2 separate regions of the Homo sapiens genome follow, and region 2 is linked to region 1. Evidence: chromatin contacts called from ENCODE Hi-C data. All regions are on one chromosome and are shown on one strand. The core of a region is the stretch at or near the end of the contact, and the rest is flanking DNA. Distances in the headings are between cores, read along the strand shown. Region 1 holds the start of RPS6KA3 (ribosomal protein S6 kinase A3). Region 2 holds the start of PRDX4 (peroxiredoxin 4).

Evidence for each region. Hi-C counts contacts between places; a loop is a spot of excess contacts on that map. Pooled maps may share reads with other maps.
Region 2: a loop to region 1 is called in a pooled map, with 11 times the contacts of the local background. The contact joins the promoter of PRDX4 here to the promoter of RPS6KA3 in region 1. A Hi-C loop is called at or near these places in 2 of 37 single-sample maps with no recorded cell type and 10 of 50 pooled maps.

The regions. Positions count from the first base shown.
Region 1 is chrX:20,264,318-20,269,720 of GRCh38, forward strand. RPS6KA3 (ribosomal protein S6 kinase A3) reads right to left here and starts at 2,592. Exons shown (of 22, transcript NM_004586.3): 1 at 2,247-2,592. The coding sequence starts at 2,315. RefSeq lists an enhancer at 823-872 and silencers at 2,053-2,312, 2,433-2,652, 3,074-3,368.
Region 2 is chrX:23,664,991-23,670,393 of GRCh38, forward strand. It overlaps PRDX4 (peroxiredoxin 4), which reads left to right and starts at 2,503. Exons shown (of 7, transcript NM_006406.2): 1 at 2,503-2,821. The coding sequence starts at 2,581. RefSeq lists enhancers at 1-18, 2,262-2,556 and silencers at 2,306-2,485, 2,836-2,965.

The sequences.
Region 1 (5,403 bases), core at 1,342-3,841:
AAGGCTTTACCAAATGAGACCTCTTATAATACTCTATTTGTTTCTGGAAAATAGATGACCTCTAACTACTGGCTTATTTATACCCCGAATTTTTCCACAAAAGATTTGGAACAGCTACCCTGATATAAAACGAAGCACATGAATTGTATCCACCTGGCTTTGAATTATGGCTCTGCCATTTACTATTTATCATCTTTGTACCTTTTAAATTCTGAGATTTGGTTTCCTAATCTATAACAATGGGGACCATAATCCTACCCTGCTGGGTCACAGGAAGGATAAAATGAAATAGTAATGTAGCACAGTACCTGGCATACAGTTGGTGCTAAATAAATATGTTTTGTCCTTCCTTATCCAAATGCATTCCAGATAGAAAAAGGATAAGGTGGAATTCTAAACGATATTGTTTTCCTATCACACTGATACATGCCAAGCAGAAATGTGGACTGATCTTGAGTTGCAATTGTTAATGTTTGTATGTAAAAGTCAGGCTCAAAGCAAATTTAATTTCTTTCCACAAGTTCAGTACTTTGCGAACATTTTATTAACCTTTTAGCTATATTATTTAATGCAAAAAATTTTCTGGGGAAAAATATGACGAGCTCTTGCATACTGTTTTTCACACTACCCATCTAAAGGATTATTAAACATCATAAATTTGGCTTTTTAATAAAATATTTATAGTATTAGTCTGGTTAACAATTTTAAATAAAGTTCTTGTGATTCTGCCAGTCTTAAAAACATGATTTCCTTTCTTTCTTTCCTTTTCTTTCAACATATATCAATGTCTTTTCCATTGAAGAGCAGCATTTAGTTCAGGTTTTACAAGTATGATCCAAGTCGCAAAATACTAAGCACCAATCATAAGCACTATTACAACTCTGCGTGCGTTAAGGAGAACAAGCAAAATTGTTATACAGCAGCGGAGGTGACTGGGGGAAAAAGTGAAAAGCGATTTGAACTGATCCCCCGCCCTCTCCATTATACCGGAGAATGCAAGTGTCCCGCATCTCAAGATTAAACTGAGCCTCGGTTTTACTGACGTAACCAGTAACCCTATCTACTTCTCACACTGCGGAGGCCGGCAGGGCAGCGGCTGCCGCCAAGCACACCACTCATCAGAGCCTGCCCCGTTCCACCCCCGCGTTTCAGTCATGCTTTCCAGAAATGGGGTCACTCACTCAGTAACTATTACACACACGCAGCCTATCATCCTGTAATCCCCTAAAGTCCGCTGCGGGGAGAGAAGGCAGCAAAAAGTCAAGAAGGAAGAATCACAGACGCGCCACCATCAGGAATTGATTTTCCACTCCGGAGAGGAGCGGTGATACCTTGGAACGGGTCTTGTCTGGATTATTTTCGCAGACCCCGAGTTGTTCTGGGATAGGGGCGGTTCAGGAAAGCTCGGTGTAGTGATGCGCCCGGGGAAATTCTGTTTTGCCCTGTTTGGGTATATTGTTTGGGTTTTGGGCACTAGGATGGGTGACTCAGGGACGGTCACCAGATCCCGGGCGAGGAAAACCAGAAAGCCTTTTACGGCGGCCGCTGATCTCCTTGAATATCACCCTCTCACCTCCATGGACAGGAAACTCAAGTTAAACTCACAGGGACGGGGGTCTAGCTCTGCGACCTCAGAAACGGAGGGGGTAGGGGACCTTAGGCTTCCGCTTTCTTCTTTGCAGCAGCAGAAACCGCTGCGGCAGACGAGGGGGAGGCAAAACCCTGCACCCCCTACCCGAAACCCCCACAGGTCGCCGCCGCCCGTGCCCCGCGCGCCGGTCTCCCCGCAGCAGCCCCTCCCTCGGCTGGACTCGAGAGTCCCTGCTCCCCGGTGAACCCGATCCCTACCCCTCCCTCATCTCCCAAAGTCGCCAAGGTCCGGGAAAGCCCCCGACCCGGCTGGGCCAAACTTCCCAACTCCCCGCCGGCCCCCGCTCCGCCTCCCGCTTCCCCCACGCAAAGTTGATTAAAATTGGCTTCTTGCAAAGCCCCAGCGCCCACTCCAAACCCCACGCGCCACCACACTGGCAGCCCCCCGAGCGAGGGAAGGAGGTGAGGGTGAGGATGGAAGGAACAGACAGACCGGCCAATAGACCCACCCCAACAACCCAAACCAAAACCCTGAGCCCGGGGGAAAGACGCGAGCGGGATCAGAACGGGCCGAGTGGCCAGCTCCGGGGAGCGAAGCGAGCCGGCGGGGGCGCGAGGAGGAGATGCGCCGGCCCCGGCCGCCCTGCTGCACTCACCTCAGCGCTGTCGGACGGGCTCTCCACAGCCATCTTCTGCCACGGGTCCGCCAGCTGCGCCAGCGGCATCTTCCCCCCCGGCCCGCCGCCTTCACCGCCTCCTCCCTCCCCGCCCGCCCCACGGCCGGCCCCGCTCCGTCGCCGCCCGAGCCCCACGGCAGCGGCGGCGGCGGCGGCGGCGGCGGCAGCGGCAGCGGCAGCGGCAGCAGCAGCAGCAGCGGCGGCGGCCCCAGAGAGGGCTCGACGCCGACGCCGACCGCCCGAAAGCCGCGCGCCTGGCCAGAGACGCCCGCGCGCTGAGCGAGAGCCTCGCGCCTCCGCTGGGCACCGGGTCTCGCCCCTTTCTTCCTCTCCTCCTTCCGCCGCCGGGACTACGGCTCCGCCCCCCCCGCCGGTTCCCGCGCCCGCTCCCAGCAGAACAGCGACCGCCGCGCGCTCCCCCACTTCCGCTCACAACATGGCGCCTAAGCGATACCTGTCTCTCAAAGCGAGGCTCGGCCGCCGCCACCACCGCCGCGCGCACCCAGGGGCTGGGCTAGTGGAAGACACGCCCCCGGCCGCTGCGCTCCGCTCCTCCCTCTTCCCACCCCCCTCCTTCTGCGCCCCAACCTCAGCTTCTGGGCCTCGCCTACTTTCAGGAAGGGCGAGCCCAACAGATCTGGGGGCGTCGGCGGGAGGCGGGGGAAAGAAATGGGAAAGGCAGGAGGGGCGAAGGCTGGGAGCCTTTCACCGCCAAGGGTCCAAGGAGGTCGGAGGCTCCTTGGGAATGAGGGAGAACAGTGGTCCCCGCCCAGCTGGGGAGGGAGGTGGGCAAAGTACCGGGGGCGCAGTCCCGAGCCAAGGACCCGGGGAGGGGTGCGGAGTGTCTTTTCGGCTTGTCTCCTCCGGGGGTGCGTGCGTGCGGACGCGCCTAGTCTCTGGGCGCATCCCGTAATGGCCCAAGACCCTCCCTCTTCAGGGTCACATGCTGGGAAATCACCTGCCCCCCATCTCCCCCGACGGAGGCAAGGGAGGCTTCGTGCCTAGGAGCCTCCTGGGGGCTCGGCTCCCGGTTTGATTCAAGTCTTTTCAAGTTGACGCTCTTTTGTTAAATTGTGGCTATTTGGGATTAATTCCTCTTGTATTAGTCGCTTCCCCCGCACCGCCCCCAGCCCAAATTCTCCTCCCCAAGTGCGCAGAGCTCTCGGCCTTCAGCTGCGACCCTGGAACCGCTGCCCCCCGCCCCACGTCTGCTACCTAAATCTTCAAGAGGGGAAAACAGGGAGGTTCCTTAAGGCTGTCCCTCTCGGTAGAGGTTGGAGAATTATTTAAAAATATCTTGTAGGCAGGAGCGCGGGGTTCCTGCTCCTCTGTTGACTTTAAATAAGAGATTAGATTTAAAAATCAGGCTGGCCGTGGGCGGAGGAGGAGGAGGAGGGGGACAGAGGGAGGGGAGGGGTTCTGACTCCTCCTCCTGCCCAAGATGGGGAAGCCCTGGATTAAGGAAACCCAATGCCCCGACGGCGACGGAGCCCCACAGGACGGCGAGAGCTTTGGGGGGAAGGCCTGGGCGTCCGGGGTGCGTCCCAAGAGGACTCGACCCTGTGTTCACTGCGCCAGGAGCCGCTGCGCGCTAAGTGCGCCCGGGCAGAAATGTGTAAAAGTCGCAGGGCTGAGTGGAAAGCTACTGCAGCCCCTGGCTAGTCGCCCAGCGAGGGGAAGAGAAAAAGCAAAGGGAGATCTCCGAGCCGGCCTGTCCCTTCAAACCCTCAGGCCGTGGCCCAGGCATCCCGGTCTTCCCACGCCCAGCGACCACGGCGCGTCCGCTGCTGCGCTCCCAGCGCACGCCTATTAACAGCTTCCTTTCATCCTCCCGGGACCCAGACACCTGGAGAACCCTCGCCTGCCTCCCTAAGCAGGTGTGAGGATGAGATTAGAGCCCCAAACCCAGCCGGCCAGGTCTGCGCGGGCGGTGCGAGGTTTCTCGCTGGGCCTGCGAGAGGCAGGTGTTGGGCTCTTTCTGCTGCCTTCGCCAGCGCGCCCCTTGGCACAGGCTCGAGGCCGGGGAACCTCGTGGCCATTTAGGGAGGCTCCAACTGTTTAGGGAGCCTGAGAAGGCGGCAGGAAGTCCTCGTTGCGCGCCTTCTCCCGAAGCTTTGGACTCAGGGGGACCGCTCAGGTTGGACAACATCTGGGCAGACTCAACGTGGTCTGGGGAAGAAGGCGAATGGGGCCACTTGGCTCTTGCCTTTGTCACTTCCCTTCACATGCTATATTCAGGTGTTGCAAATCCAACCTGGGCCCAAACTCAGCTAATTTGGCAGCACCTTCTCTGTGTAATTCCCGACGGTAAAACGTGCTTGCAGAAGTTTGGAGGATAAGGAGTTGTGTACTATTTTGCATTTATGTACAAAATGCTTTATTCATTTACATTGCAGAGTCACATGACCACTCCTTATAGCGAAAAGAAGTTCGTTAATTCGGTTGGCTTAAAGTAAATTAGCTCCCCCTACCCTTTGATCAATTATTTCAGTTAACATTCTTGCATTAGTAAAAACATACATAGTTGAAGAGAGACCGTTATGTGGCTAACACTGTTCAGTGCTAATTACCCCCACGCAAAGAATGAATATTTTAAAATAAAGCAAATTGTATGCCATTTTCAGTATCAACTTTTATTCATCTCTGTTAACCTTGAGAACCAGAGGAATAACTTTTAAAACAGAGTTACCTGATCTGTAAAAGTAATGTGAGCGGTGGTCACGTTTCAGTGAATTAAGCATTACATGAACTGTTAATAATGGGTTAAAGTGGCCGGGTGCGGTGGCTCACCCCTGTAATCCCAGCACTTTGGGAGGCCCAGGTGGGCGGATTACCTGAGCTCAGGAGTTCCAGACTAGCCTGGCCGACATGGTGAAACCCGGTCTCTACTAAAAATACAAAATTAGCCGGGAGTGCACACCCGTAATGCCAGCTACTCGGAAGACTGAGGCAGGAGAATCGCTTGAACCCGGGAGACGGAGGTTGCAGTGAGCCGAGATCGTGCCATTGCACTCCAGCCTGGGCGACAAGATCAAAATTCTGTCTCAAAAACAAACAAACAAACAAACAAACAAACCAGTTAAAGTACCACTACCACAGATGTCTTGCACAGAGGATCAATTTGATAAGTATTTAT
Region 2 (5,403 bases), core at 1,253-3,752, 3.4 Mb after region 1:
ACTGTGGGCCAGGTTCTTTGGGAAACAAAGACCTATTACACATTGATTTCAGCCCCAGACAGCCCACAGTCTAGTAGAGGAAAGACAAACTTAGGATGGTTTCTGCAGGATTCAGAAAGATAACAGGTGCTTACAGAAAACAAACTTAACATGTTCTCACTTAATTGTGGGAGCTAAAAATTAAAACAATTGAACTCATAGAGATAGAGAGTAGAAGAATGGTTACTAGAGGCTGGGAAGGGTAGTGGGGGGCTGGGGAGGAAAGTGGGGATGGTTAGTGGGTACAGAAATATAGAATGAATAAGACCTAGTATTTGATAGCACAACAGGGTGACTATAGTCAATAACAATTTAATTGTATACCCTAAAATAACTAAAAGAGTATAATTGGATTGTTTGTAACACAAATGATAAATGCTTGAGGTGATGGATAACCCATTTGCCATGATGTGATTGTTACACACTGTGTGCCTGAATCAAAATATCCCATATACCCCATAAATATATATATATACATATACATATATATATACATATACCTACTATGTAGCCACAAAAAATTTTTTTTAATTTAAAAAGAAAGATAACAAGCACTTGCAGGAGGACAGAGGGCACCCTGGGATCATACAGGCTCATGCCTGTAATCCCAGCACTTTGGGAGGCCAAGGTGGGCGGATCACAATTAGCTGGGCATGGTGGCGCGCACCTGTAATCCCAGCTACTCGGCAGGCCGAGGCAGGAGAATTACTTGAACCTGGGAGGTGGAGGTTGCAGTGAGCCGAGATTGCCACTGCACTCCAGCCTGTGCGACAGAGCGAGACTCTGTCTAAAAAAAAAAAAAAAAAAAAAAACAACCTAACACAGGGTTAAGTTGCAACATTGCCTGTTTGCCCCATAGTTCCTTTCCAGCTGGAAGAGAAGAAATGGTCTAGGGATATGGCTTTTCAGGTTAGACTTTTCTTCTCCAAGTTTTCTGGGGACCTGAAAAGGGCTCCGACTTGAGAGAGGAGTCATGGCTGTTCACAAAGATCACTGCAAGGAAAAGAATAAGAAATGTCTGTTAGAGGGATAAAACGCGAGCTATTCAGAGGCAGAAAGGTCAGTTTCCCTTTGAGGGGCGGGGGTGGCGTGGGATGAGGAGGCTTTTTGGGAGAGATGGGCGTGGAAGGATGTCTAACAAGTGCTGGCGGCGAGGGTCGTTGGCACTTCAATGGTGGGAAGACAGCCATGGGCGAAGCTTTGTGGAAGAAATAGGTGTGAAGGATGAGAAGGCCTACAACAGTGCTGAGGGCGCGAGGCCAGTCACCTGCGAAGTTTTGTGTACAAGATGGGCCCAGAAGGATGAACAGGGTCTAAAACAGTGCTGAGGGTGGGAGTGCAGAAGATCGGTCACAAGTGACGACACAAGGTGGTCTTAGTCCAGTTGGTGGACGCTCGGTGGCCTGGGCCTGCCCCCAGTGCGCAGACGCACACGGCAGGTTGCAGCGGCAAGCGGGGCGGTGCCCACGGCGGGGAGATGGGTGGGGAGGGCAGGGAAAAGGCCAGGGGTTGGGTGATGGGGTAATTGTCAGAAAAAGGAACAACACTGCTGGGAGAGTTTTCTGGTAACTTTTCAAGTCTTCATTTAAATTAAAAAAAAAAAAAGCTGTCTTTGAAACAATAGATTAGGTCACTAAAAACTGCCTGTACGCCCTTGCATGCTGGAGGAAAGTAAATGGTTAGACCTACCCTCCCTAAGTTTTTCCAGGACTTAAAAGAGCTGCAAGTAGTGCAGATCATGGCCCCGTTCACACAAATCACTTCAAGAAAAAAAATTAGTAAATGTCTATTAGATCTTGAAACTTATTCCTGTCTATCTGGAACTTGGTAACCTCTGACCAACAACTAACTCCCCATTCCTTCCCTCTCGCCTCGCCTTCCCTACTTCCCAACCTCTGGTAAGCAGCAGGGTAAATACAGTCAATAATAATGTATATTTCAAAATGAATAAGAGTAAATTTGAAATGTCTCACCATAAAAGTCATAGGTAAACAAGGCGATGGATAAGTTAATGTGATGTAATCATCCCACATTGGATACATATTTCAAAAAATCACATTGCATCCCACGAATGTATACAATTATGATTTGTCAAGTAAATATAATTTTTAAAAACGTTAAGTGACTTTTTAAAAAGCTTATTAGAAGTATAAAATGCAAGCCATTCACAAGCATATAGGTTAGATTCCGCTTGTGAGGGGCTTGTGTGCAGTGGTGAGGCTTTGTGGAAGAGATGGACGTGGAAAGATGTCTAAAACAGCGCGGAGGTCAGGAGACCTTGTCGCTGCCTTCACAGAGTTGGGCAACGCTCCCGGTCCTGGTCAGCCGCGGGACGCAGGCGCAAATGCAGGCTTGGGATGGGGGAGGTGCGGCCGGCGCCCACGTGGCGGGGCGGGGAGCAGATAGGGGGGGTAGGGGGAGGAGCTGGTCTCGCGAGGCCGCGCCCCGGTTCGCGCGGGCGTCGTGCACGCGGTTGTAGCTGCCCGGCGGCGGCAGAAGCGGCGCTCGCGCCAAGGGACGTGTTTCTGCGCTCGCGTGGTCATGGAGGCGCTGCCGCTGCTAGCCGCGACAACTCCGGACCACGGCCGCCACCGAAGGCTGCTTCTGCTGCCGCTACTGCTGTTCCTGCTGCCGGCTGGAGCTGTGCAGGGCTGGGAGACAGAGGAGAGGCCCCGGACTCGCGAAGAGGAGTGCCACTTCTACGCGGGTGGACAAGTGTACCCGGGAGAGGCATCCCGGGTATCGGTCGCCGACCACTCCCTGCACCTAAGCAAAGCGAAGAGTAGGTGGTGTCCCGCCAAAGGGTGGGAGGGGAGATTCCGGAGACACGTGTACCCCGGTTACACCCCCGGAATCTGGGCTTGGGCGGCACCCCCTGGGCTGCCTCCGGGCCCTGGGCGGGCCTGGTTCTCACCTAGGAGGGCGGGGAGGGGAATAAAGGGGAGTTCTAGCTGTGAAGAAAGGTATGGTTTCCACTGATCAGATTTTAGAAGAGGTAGTGGTTACCCCAAAAGCCGCAGCTGAGGGAAAGTGGGTGGCCCTAGTCCCGAGTTTGCATCGAGGATGTTGGGCAAACTGAAACAGTTCCTGAAACATCTCAAAGTGCCTTCAGCACATCCTGTCTTTTTCAGGTACTATTTCAGCGAAGGAAGACATTGATAGGTTGAATAATGATTCACAAAAAGTTTGATTAAACAGAAAAGTTGCTAAACACAGTGCTCGGGAGGTCAAACATTTCATTTTTCTTTCTTCCTTTTTGTTTGCATCTTACAAAGATTATTACTGAAAGCCACCTTCCCCAAAGCCTGTGTAGTTAATGGATATTCCTTATGTTTCTCAGACATGAAGAACCTATTACAGAGTGTACTTTTGAGGGAAATGGGGGAAAAGGTTAGAAGTATGCATTTGGGTTGATGATAAACCTCGTGGCAAATTTGTGTCCTGCCAATTTGGTTTTTGATTATTTGCATTTCTGTCCAGTGTACAAAGCTAATGGCCACTTTCAGGAATGACACGTCAGACGAAGTAGATACTGTGAAAGTTGTAGCCTGCTACATCTGGATGTTAAAATTAACCAAAAGTGAACAGTGGCTATAGATAAAGGCTGTCTCTTGCTTGCTATTCAGTAACCTGCTTTTCCTGCAGATCATTTGACATTCTGTAGGTGTGTAGTTGGTTTTTATGGTTCAGTTACAGCATGTTCCATGCCAGTATTCAGTGAAAAAAGTAATGCTTCAAATTCTGAATCCCTAGAGTTAAATGGAATGTTGTTATGACTTAGGATGGGTTGGTTGGGAGTGATAAATGAGAAAAACTGTTTTGTCCTCTTAAACATTTACAGTTCTTACTTGCTGAAAGTAAGTACTTTCAGTTAACCACTTTGGGACTTTTTTTTTTTTTTTATTTGAGATGAAGTCTTGCTCTGTCACCCAGGCACCCAGGCTGGAGTGCGGTCGCGCGATCTCGGCTCACTGCAACCTCCGCCGCCCGGGTTCAAGCGATTCTTCTGCCTCAGCCTCCCAGGTAGCTGGGACTACAGGCGCGCACCACCACACCCGGCTATTTTTTGTATTTTTAGTAGAGACGGGGTTTCACTATATTGGCCAGGCTGGTCTGGAACTCCTGACCTCATGATCCGCCTGCCTTGGCCTCCCAAAGTGCTGAGATTACAGGCGTGAGCCACGGTGCCCAGCCTACTTTGAGATTTTTAACAAAACCAGTCTTAAATTTTAAAATCAGTATTTCCAAGTCCCACTGGTTTTACTTGCCTGGGAAAGTATTTTAAATATGTCAGCCAGTTAAGTGTTTACTTACATTACATATATTTTCCATAGGAAACAAATCTACTTCAAAGCTTTCCCTTTACCAGCAAAACTTAACATTTTAGTTGTTTACTACATTTCTCTGTCACATGTAGGCTTATCTATAATTAAAGATACAAAGACTTTTGTTAGTAAAGACTATTATGGAGCCATTAAGGCCATATTTTCAAATAATTTTTAGTAATATCAAAAACTGTTCATAATTAATTTACTGTTTCCTTTAAGGAGAAAAAAAAGGCGGGATGCAACACGTGGCAAATTTGTGTTTAAAAAAGAACGGAAAGGCCAGGTGTGGTGGCTCACGTCTATAATTTCAGCACTTTGGGAGGCCGAGGCCATCCGATCACCTGAGGTCGGGAGTTCGAGACCAGACTGGCCAGCATGGTGAAACCCTGTGTCTACTAAAAATACAAAAATTAGCCGGGTGTGATGGCGCATACCTGTAATCCCAGCTACTGGGCAGGCTGAGGCAAGAGAATCCCTTGAACCCGGGAGGCGGAAGTTGCAGTGAGCCCAGATCACACCACTGCACTCCAGCCTGGGCGACAGACTGAGACTCTTGTCTCAAAAAAAAAAAAAGTAAATAACTAAAATTAAAAAAAATAAGACTAGAAAGACAGACATCAGAATGTTAACAGTAGTTGATGGGAGTTATGGAGAGAGAGGATTTAAGTATTCTTTGTACTTCTCTGCATTTACCAGAATCTTTATGTTAATTACATAATTTATATTCAAGACAATTTTTGTTTTTTTAATAAATGCAAGGGATTGCTTTGGGAATTCCATTTATAGATCTTAGCAAAGTAACTACCATTCTTAACCAAATATTTCCAAAATCAATTTTCAGAACAAAATTTATTTTTCAAATATGGTTTTCCCAGTATGCTAAAATCATTAAGGCGTGTCATTGTAATAGATCATTACAATTATTATAACCTCTCACTTGAGTAGCATTTTAAGTAATTTATTTAAAGTATATATAATTGAATACTCTTCTGCTGTCTATTTCTCCCTCCTGGCCTTTACCTAATCAGATCAGGAT